3 separate regions of the Homo sapiens genome follow, and regions 1 and 3 are each linked to region 2. Evidence: chromatin contacts called from ENCODE Hi-C or POLR2A ChIA-PET data. All regions are on one chromosome and are shown on one strand. Each heading gives the region's core, a stretch centred on a gene start or an enhancer-like site at or near the end of the contact. The rest is flanking DNA. Distances are from core to core; before and after follow the strand shown.

Evidence for each region. Hi-C counts contacts between places; a loop is a spot of excess contacts on that map. ChIA-PET counts read pairs that join two places held with the same protein, here RNA polymerase II (POLR2A). Pooled maps may share reads with other maps.
Region 1: a loop to region 2 is called in a pooled map, with 4 times the contacts of the local background. The contact joins the enhancer-like site here to the promoter of ZBTB11-AS1 in region 2. A Hi-C loop is called at or near these places in 1 of 50 pooled maps. POLR2A ChIA-PET finds 5 or more read pairs at or near these places in 2 of 52 experiments (OCI-LY7 and T-cell).
Region 3: a loop to region 2 is called in a pooled map, with 3 times the contacts of the local background. The contact joins the enhancer-like site here to the promoter of ZBTB11-AS1 in region 2. A Hi-C loop is called at or near these places in 1 of 168 maps with a recorded cell type or tissue (psoas muscle), 1 of 37 single-sample maps with no recorded cell type and 1 of 50 pooled maps. POLR2A ChIA-PET finds 5 or more read pairs at or near these places in 2 of 52 experiments (A673 and PC-3).

The regions. Positions count from the first base shown.
Region 1 is chr3:100,208,864-100,211,615 of GRCh38, forward strand. No RefSeq gene overlaps it. Among named protein-coding and RNA genes, the nearest start is that of TBC1D23, 51 kb to the right of the region's middle. RefSeq lists a silencer at 1,118-1,167. Within about 2 kb of position 1,273, at least 4 of the 41 ENCODE cell types and tissues checked have a DNase peak (open chromatin) inside an H3K27ac peak, as active enhancers do.
Region 2 is chr3:101,675,063-101,677,762 of GRCh38, forward strand. It overlaps ZBTB11-AS1 (ZBTB11 antisense RNA 1), which reads left to right and starts at 1,368. Exons shown (of 1, transcript NR_024407.1): 1 at 1,368-2,700. ZBTB11 (zinc finger and BTB domain containing 11) reads right to left here and starts at 2,070. Exons shown (of 11, transcript NM_014415.4): 1 at 1,543-2,070. The coding sequence starts at 1,852. LOC124906262 (endogenous retrovirus group K member 5 Gag polyprotein) reads left to right here and starts at 1,383. Exons shown (of 3, transcript XM_047449415.1): 1 at 1,383-2,700. RefSeq lists a silencer at 1,122-1,491 and an enhancer at 1,208-1,762.
Region 3 is chr3:100,102,935-100,105,634 of GRCh38, forward strand. The region is part of intron 1 of CMSS1 (cms1 ribosomal small subunit homolog); the gene reads left to right. The region is part of intron 1 of FILIP1L (filamin A interacting protein 1 like); the gene reads right to left. Among named protein-coding and RNA genes, the nearest start is that of FILIP1L, 10 kb to the right of the region's middle. Within about 2 kb of position 1,382, at least 8 of the 41 ENCODE cell types and tissues checked have a DNase peak (open chromatin) inside an H3K27ac peak, as active enhancers do; they include PC-3, where a contact is called at or near this core.

The DNA of each region.
Region 1 (2,752 bases), core at 23-2,522, 1.5 Mb before region 2:
TCCAGCCTAGGCAACAGAGTGAGACTCCGTCTCAAAAAAAAAAAGAAAGAAAGAAAGATTAAATAACACTGGGCCTAGAGATCTGTTAAAAAAACTGTGAGGAGAAGCATGCCAGATAGGATGGGAGGAGATGGAAGACTATGAAAATAGAGAGGAGTTTGATAAGTAAATATAGACTAAAAATTACTAAAACTGAGACTATAGAACCTTTTATTGTAGGGAAAAGTATCATAGACCACAGGAGCTGTGGACTCAAGGGACAGGTCCAGTTCATCCAAATCCACGTGAGGTGTGCAACAGGCTCTGCACTGAAGATGCCGTGTTCCCCCCTCCCTTAGGCACAAAGCCAGCATGTGGGAGTTAGTGCCCTAATGATTAGGAATATATGGTCCAACTTAGGAGACATATGTTTATTTTTACTTTCATTTACATATTTACTTTTGAGACAGGGTCTTGCTCTGTTGCCCAGGCTGGAGTACAGTGGCGCAGTCACATCTCATTGCAGTCCTGACCTCCTGGATTCAGGTGATCTTCCCACCTCAGTCTCTCAAGTAGCTTGGACTATAGGCACTCACTACCATGCCCAGCTAATTCTCTCTCTCTTTTTTTTTTTCAGAGATGGGGTCTCCCTTGTTGCCCAGGCTGACACATGCTTAAATATAAGAGTCTGAATTTTTTCACTTAATGTAAAAATACAAATGTAGTTCTTGATTTGAAAACAAACAGGCTTTAACTTTAGCATGGCACCAAACACTACCTTTAAGAAATTATATATTTAAATACAATTTACACTAACTCTGGTCTTTAGATTTAATTTTCAAGTCTCCTCCTGATTCTCCCTGAGGTAGCATTCTCTGGAGGCAGAATCATTCCAGGCCTTTTACACGACTTTGAAATTGCAGCCCAGTTAGCACCGCTGTGTTCATCCTCCCAAGGCTCCTGGCTAGTTGTTCAATGGGACCCCCAATGGGTCAATTTTAACACAAAATTGTCCACCTCCTTAGTTTCTTTACCTTTCAGGGAGGCTGAATAAGAAATTCTTGAGGAGAAGGGAATGATGGCATGTGCTCCAGTTCCCTGCTCCAACTTTTCTTCTTTTCCATCCTAGAACAGGTATGTGGACATTTCCATTCTGACAGGGAAGTGGGAGCATTTCTCAGTCAGAAAGGCCCCCACTGATGAGACATGATCTCTGCCTCTCAGCTTTTTGTCTCCTTTTGTTTACTGACCAGGAGGAGGTATGACTTCAGTTAGTCCCTTTAGCAGGGTGTCTAGTTCTATGAAAATGAAAATGAAAGCCACAAATTGCCTCTCATGGAGCATTATAGGTACAGATCAAAGAGTAAACCCTTTGAATAAGAATTTCAGCAAACTCCTCTCTCCCTCAAAAAAATTGAAGCAGAGGTTGAAAGTTGCTTAAAACTGGTCTCTCAAGGTGGGCCTTCTGATTCTGTCAATTTTGGGACTGCCTTACCATTAAAGCAGTTATGGGTGCATTCGAGGAGCAGGAAAAAACTTCATGCACTACTATCCCACGATGTGTTACAATGACCTTGGGGTTGGCAGGATGAGGAAGGGAGGCATGTTCCCAATAACAGAGACATTCTGTTTCTCCTCTCTGGACATGCTTTCCCTGGGTGACTTCATTCACAGTCATGTCTTAATGCTAATCCCTCTCAAATCAAAATTTTTTGTGTACATAGAACTTCAATCCTAAGCTTCAGGCCTATAACTGCACTACCTGGGTACAGCTCTGGTGTGAGTATTATCCAACCAGACTAAGAAAGTGCCTACCATTTCTAAGGGGAAAAAAGATGTTCTGTGTATGAGGAGAAGACCTTCTCATATAGAACTGAGGGAGGGAGAAAACAGGCAGATGGGTTGAGGTGGCACCCAAGGACCTGGTGACAATGAGGAATTCTGATGGAAAAGAAGAGAGAGAACTAGTTTCATACTAATTTTCCTTGTGCCTTTAAATAGCACGTTGCCAAGTGATTTGAGGCCCTTTAATAGCTTTGCTGGGAAATGCCTCCTTCCTGTGCCGTTGCTATGAGAAGCCTTTCTTTGTTTATTAGTTTGGTTTACAAAAGGCACCAGATGTTTAAAAACCTCAGGCCACATGTATAATCAAAATGACATCATTAAAATGCTAATGATAGCAAACCCACTTCAAACACTTTCTCCCCAGCATGGGGATACTGGCCTTTCCAAAACCCAAATGAATGTACCACCTTTAGTTCGACTACCAAAAATGTTTTGTGATCTTTTTGTTTGCTTGTTCTTCACTCCCCTTAAAGAATTTTCCCTGAGGTAGGAATTCAAACCTTAGCCTACTAAAGGACTATAGCCTGCCCTGGGTCTTCTAATTCATATATAAAAATTTAGGTTTGTATGATTGTAATTTCCTTGGGTTTGCCAAAGGAAATTAAATATATTTGTTCATTATCAGTTGTCTATAAGTCATTCAGATCTGTGTCAGAATCTCTTTCGTAGCTTACAACTATGTAGAGGGAAGGCTTGTTTTTATTTTCATTCCAGCAAGATACAGAGTAGTGCTTGGTAAAGATTAAGTTGCAGCATATGAGATTAGATATTTAACCATTTTTTTACCTATAAAAAAGAGCAATTTTATATGTGTCAACCTAATATATTCAGTATATGCAATACTAGAAATGTGAAGTGTTGAGTCAGATTCTTAACAGGTCTTCTTAGACTTCCCAGTAACCAGGTTCCACGGAGAAAAATCAGTTGT
Region 2 (2,700 bases), core at 118-2,617:
GTCTCCAAAAAAGGGAGATAAGTATTAAGGTTTTATGAAGGTTAAATAAATGTCAAGGGCTAACGACTACATCCTGCATATACAAGCTTGATCAATGTTACCTATAGTTACAATTATCATCTTTAACAAATCCTGAAGTATTAAATCTGAGACATTTGTTCAACAAACTAATGTCTACCCAAACCCATCCAAACAAAATGCACTGATTACTTCATTACCTCATAATTTAATCTTCGCATTTGTCTGTCCTTACAGGAATTTAATTCAGATATTGGTTTAAAGTGGAAAATAAATGGAAGAATTTGATTATCCAATAGTTCGTAAACGAATAAACTTGATGATGTTTATAAACCGAAAAGAACTTTAGAAACTATTCAGTAATTTCGTTATTCACAGACGAAGTAACCAAGATTTGAATGAAATAACTTTTCTGTAGCCATATTGGAGAGTGACAGCACTGTTCCTAACAAAATTTCTTAAATGGGACTATAAACTATTAACTAATTCTGACAGTTTGAATATTCATTAACTGTGGAGAGTGAAGATGGTTAAGAAGCCAAGGACACTTGCTATCCTCCCTTACAACTGGTTCCCAAGGAGTCAAGTAACTTCAGAGCTGTATTTTTTGACAATCAAAAAGTCACAGTAATCGTACCTTTTCTGCGTATATACAATGCTACACAGTTCCCAAACGCGTTTTTCACATCATTAGGGGAAAGATTATTAAAACATTCAGAGTTACGAATATCAAGCTGGGCGCCGTGGCTCATGCCTGAAATCCCAACACTTTGGGAGGCCGAGGCGGGAGGATGGCTTGAGGCCAGATGGAGACCAGCTTGGGGAACGAGGCGAGACCCGTGTCTACTCAAACACCCCGCCCCCGCAAAACCAAACAACAAAAACAGTAACTGATATCTTTTACATTTACTTCTTGTTCTTAAAAAAAAACGCTCAAGGCGATTTCTCAATCACTCCTTATCACTTCTGCAAATAATTGTATTATTCCTTATTTACGCAGCAGCGGCAAAATTTGAGGAACACTAGCGAATGTGTCCAGAGCAGCTCATACTCGCTCGCCAAAACCCAAGCGCAGCACTAAAGAAACGGGAGACCCGGCTTCGGGTGACTCGTCCCCCCTTCCAAACGTCAGCACAGTCGAAAACGTGCACCCCGCAGCCTCCACTGCCGCGAGCCACACGCCACCTCCAGAGGGCCGGGGCCTACAGCCTCAAGGGGCCGCCCAAGGAGGCGGACCTGGCGCAGCCCAGGCGTCCGGCCCCTCCCCGCGGCTGGCCCGGCCTCCGGGGAAGCCCCCTTGGTCCCACCCAGGGCCAGGGCCCGCCCCCAGCTTCGCCGGCCTCCTTCCTGTGGGAAGTGCGGCTCCTTTCGCGTCCCCCACCCTCTCGGCTCCGCCTGGCAGCAGCTCCGCCGCCCAGAGGCGTCCGAGACCCTCCGACTCGTGGGTACGCATAGGCCTCGCCAGCGAGCCTTGCCCAGGCAACGAGTCGCCAGCCCGCCCCCTCGCCGCGGGCTAGGTCTCACCTCGCCACCAGTACGTCTTGGACAAGTAGTGCCAGGTCTGATGCCGGGTGTGGTGAGTGCCGCCGGGACCCAGGTGCGCCGCCTCGATGAGGTCCCGGCGTCGCTCCGGCTGCAGCACCACCTCCAGCTCCGCGAAGGTCTTGCGGTGCCGCTGCCGCCGCTGGTAATACAGAGTCCCGCCGCGCACCACGTAGCAGGCGGCAGCTTTTCGGATTTTACGCTTGACATTGCCCTCGGTGCCCGGCGCATACGGCTCGCGCTCGTTCGTCAGGTAACGCAGGATGGCCCGGTAGCTTTCCTCGCTTGACATCGCGGACCGCGGCTCCCTGAGGGCGCCTGTCAGGGACAGGTGAGGAAAACGGCCCGCTACCTACGGGCGGCTGCAGGAGGAGCGGCGGCACCGTAGGGAGAAACGGCTGCGCCTTTGGCGAGCGCTCTTCGACGGCTCCCTTAGTCCGAAGGAAAAGCGGGCGAGTTGGTAACCAGGGGGAACTGCACTTCTCCAGCGCGCGGGATCCGCTGGCGACTGACAAAATGGCTGCTGCACCACCGGAAGTGACGCAAGGCAAGGGCGGGGACTGAGCCCTGATTGGAGCGCACTCTCGTTTTCTGGCTTGATGGAGCCGATCCAGTGACGTCAGGAATGCGGGTGGACATTTTGGAAGCGGGTAGGACCCTTCACTGCAGTTCGAGGGAGTCTTTAAGCAGACATCTTAAGTCCTGGCAGTTTCTCTTTTCATTTTTCCCTTTTCCACGCTTTCTAAGGAGCCACGTGTAGGGGGAGCTGGTGGACAGTTGAGAGTTCAGCCGAAACATCCAGAGGGTTAGGAGTCCGTTTTTACGTTTGAGACTCCCAACATCATAAAAGCATATTTTCAGGCTTCTGGAAAAATATTAGTCTCTTGACACGGGACCAGAGACAGCCCATTTACATGGAAATTTAGATTCCAGTTAACAGTTATAAAATTTTCAGTGCCTCCCTCAGTGATGAGTTATTGTTTCTAAACTTGCACCTGCTAGCTCCAGACTACTCAAGGAAGAGTCGAGATTCTTTTGGAATTATCAGCATTTATAGTCAATGTTATTGCGAGTGGAAAAGGGGGTCGGTAACACTATTTTAAGGCTTTATTTACATATATTTTTACACAAACGTAGGGG
Region 3 (2,700 bases), core at 132-2,631, 1.6 Mb before region 2:
CAGATTGGCAAGAGCAGTTGAAAGGAAAAAGCAATGTAATGCCCTCTGCTTATGGCACTACAGGTGCCAGTGGAGGAAAAAAGTGTGAGGTTGAGGCTTGGGAGACTAAGTGCTGTAAAAATGAAGCAGACCGACTGTGGGTACACAGATCTAGTCTTTGTGAAATACCTTCCCTGACTTTTGTATATTCCTGTTCACCCTGTGATTGTAGGCCAGGAGTCTTTAATAGGAAACTGGTGATTTGAAGTCTCCCCACATAAGCAGACCAAGCAGCTTTTTGAAAGAAGCCCACTCAGACCATGGAGAAGGCAGCAGCTCACAGTGGCAGCAAGAGCTATGAGACAGCAAGAGTCAGCCAGAAACACACATGCAGAACCCGAAGTCTTGAGCACAGCAGGAGGTTGGGCAAAGCTGCTCCATTCTGAAGGTTATTATGGCCCCACTGGGGGCTGCCACACAAGTACTGGCATGAAAGCAAACTAGTGTTGGGATAACTGTTTTAATATTTGCAAAATCCACTCTAGGTGTGAGCTCCTTTGTGTAACTGAAGATCTAGAGTCTTTAGGAGTTTATTCCTCAAAACTTGAATCAGGTTTTTTCTAGGCAAGTTGGAAGCACGGATTGGGCAGGTAACAACAACCATTCTTCATGTTGAGCAAAAAGGAGGTGTGGGCAGTTAAGAGCCAAAGTTGAGATGGAGGAGAGAATATTGGTTGCCAGCATTGCACTGTATTAGAAGCCATGGAATGGTCTCTTCCAGCAGCTATTACAAACTGCCCCCTGGGAAATTCAAACAAGAAAACCTTTGGGTTTCACTTCACTGGCCTTGCAATAAACATGTTTGTTCAAATAACAAATTGTTGCATTAAGATAAATCTGTCTGTGTTATCCTAAAGAAAAGAGTCTATGCCCTGTGTGTTGGCAGCATTATCAATGAACAGCTGATATTTATGTAAATATCAACCTTATTAATAAGAATCATGAGCACGGGTCTGCCAAGGTTCCTGACAGCTTGTTTAATCAGGCGCATTAACTCAGAGGTTTTCAGTTAGTAGAAGCGTCCTCTTACCTTATTTGCTTAAAGGCCCAGAGGCCATGTCACCAAATTGGGGCTTCTAGCCATCCACTGAGGAGAGGTGACTTTTCATTTCTCTGAAATGAAGCCAACTGCTCTCTGTGTGTGTTTGGATTGGAGAGCACAGGTTACAATGAGAGTGGCCCTCTCTCACCCCCACCCCCATTGCCAGTCATGCCAAGTTACAGGGTAGGGACTGCAAAGAAGCTTGCTCAGGCAAAGCATCTAGATGGACTGACTGGTAGGAGGCCCCTTTGTGGGATGGCTCACCCTGACCTCTGCCTGAAACTGGAATCAAGACCAAGATGACATAGCTGTGGTCACACAAAGCCCGTTAACTACATCAGTTGTCTTTGTTTATTCAATAACTCTGAGCTACACTTTTTTTTACACAAGAAATGTGACCCACACTTTGTTTGAGATACTCCAGAAAGATGTAGCAATGTGGTTACCATTTTATAAACTTTTAAATAAAACTGTTAGCAGTTCACAACTTTGTTTAAAGAACAATGGCTTGGAACATAGGCCTGTGTTCCCAAGACCCAGAGGACAGTGACCAAGGCAGAGAAGAACCGAGTACAGATCTGGCTGACCAAGGCCTGCTTTGCATGCCCAGGAATCTAAAAGTTAAGCTTGAGGGCCTTTTCCTGTTTTGCAGGAGTAGTAGCAGTGAATTTGACCCGATTGCTTTGGTGATTTGCACTGATGTTCTCAGCTTGTTAGCTTTCATCAAGAAAAACTTTCATCAAGAGAAACTCAGAAAAAACAGGGATGAAAAGAGTCACCCCTGTTATTTTCCCTTACCCCCAAAACTGGCTGAGAATCACCATTTACAGCTTAGCTAGCTCAATATCTAGCTATTGCCATCCTTGTTTCTTCACTTCCATGTTTTTCTACCTCTATAGTTTCTTCTGTCTGTAACAGCCAAAACCTCACCTATGCATTAACTCTAATCTTTCTGTAAAAGTATCTGCCTTTATTTAACTTTCTGCTCATGACATGATTTATGTATATAAGAATCTTCATTTACAGATTGTTTCTTTTACTATACTTAGGTGTAGCTATTGTTCTCTTAGCCTAGTCTTGGAAAGGGTGTTCACAAGTAAGCATTGTTTAAGTCTCATATACTTTCCTCTAACAGCATACAAACATTTATGCCTGTAAAGATTTTTCTGGCCTGTTGACAAGGCTGATTTAGTAGATAATGTATTCTCCTACCAGAGCTTAAAGTTGAAATAACATATAATTGAAGCTGACCATTAATACTGATTTGGGAGTGGCAATATTTAGTTTGTTAAGTACTCAGGAAAGACATGAGCAATAGGAATTTGGACTAGTAATATCTTTTTAGACACATATTTCTCACAACTCAGTTTGGCTCCCTGGAAGGCATTTCTTTTGAATCAACTGCAATTCGTATCTAACAATTTCATAGCTTACAAGTAAGACTGCTATTAAAATGTTAACTAATTCTGGGGCAAAAGGGACTTCCAGGAAGGTTCAGTAATCATTGAACAGGGTGGTTAAAGGGCTATAAGATTAACCGAAAACATAGCACTTCTCATATACCCTTTAAGCAGAATTGATAAGGTATTTCCTAGAGATTAATGACATTCTGAGTTAAT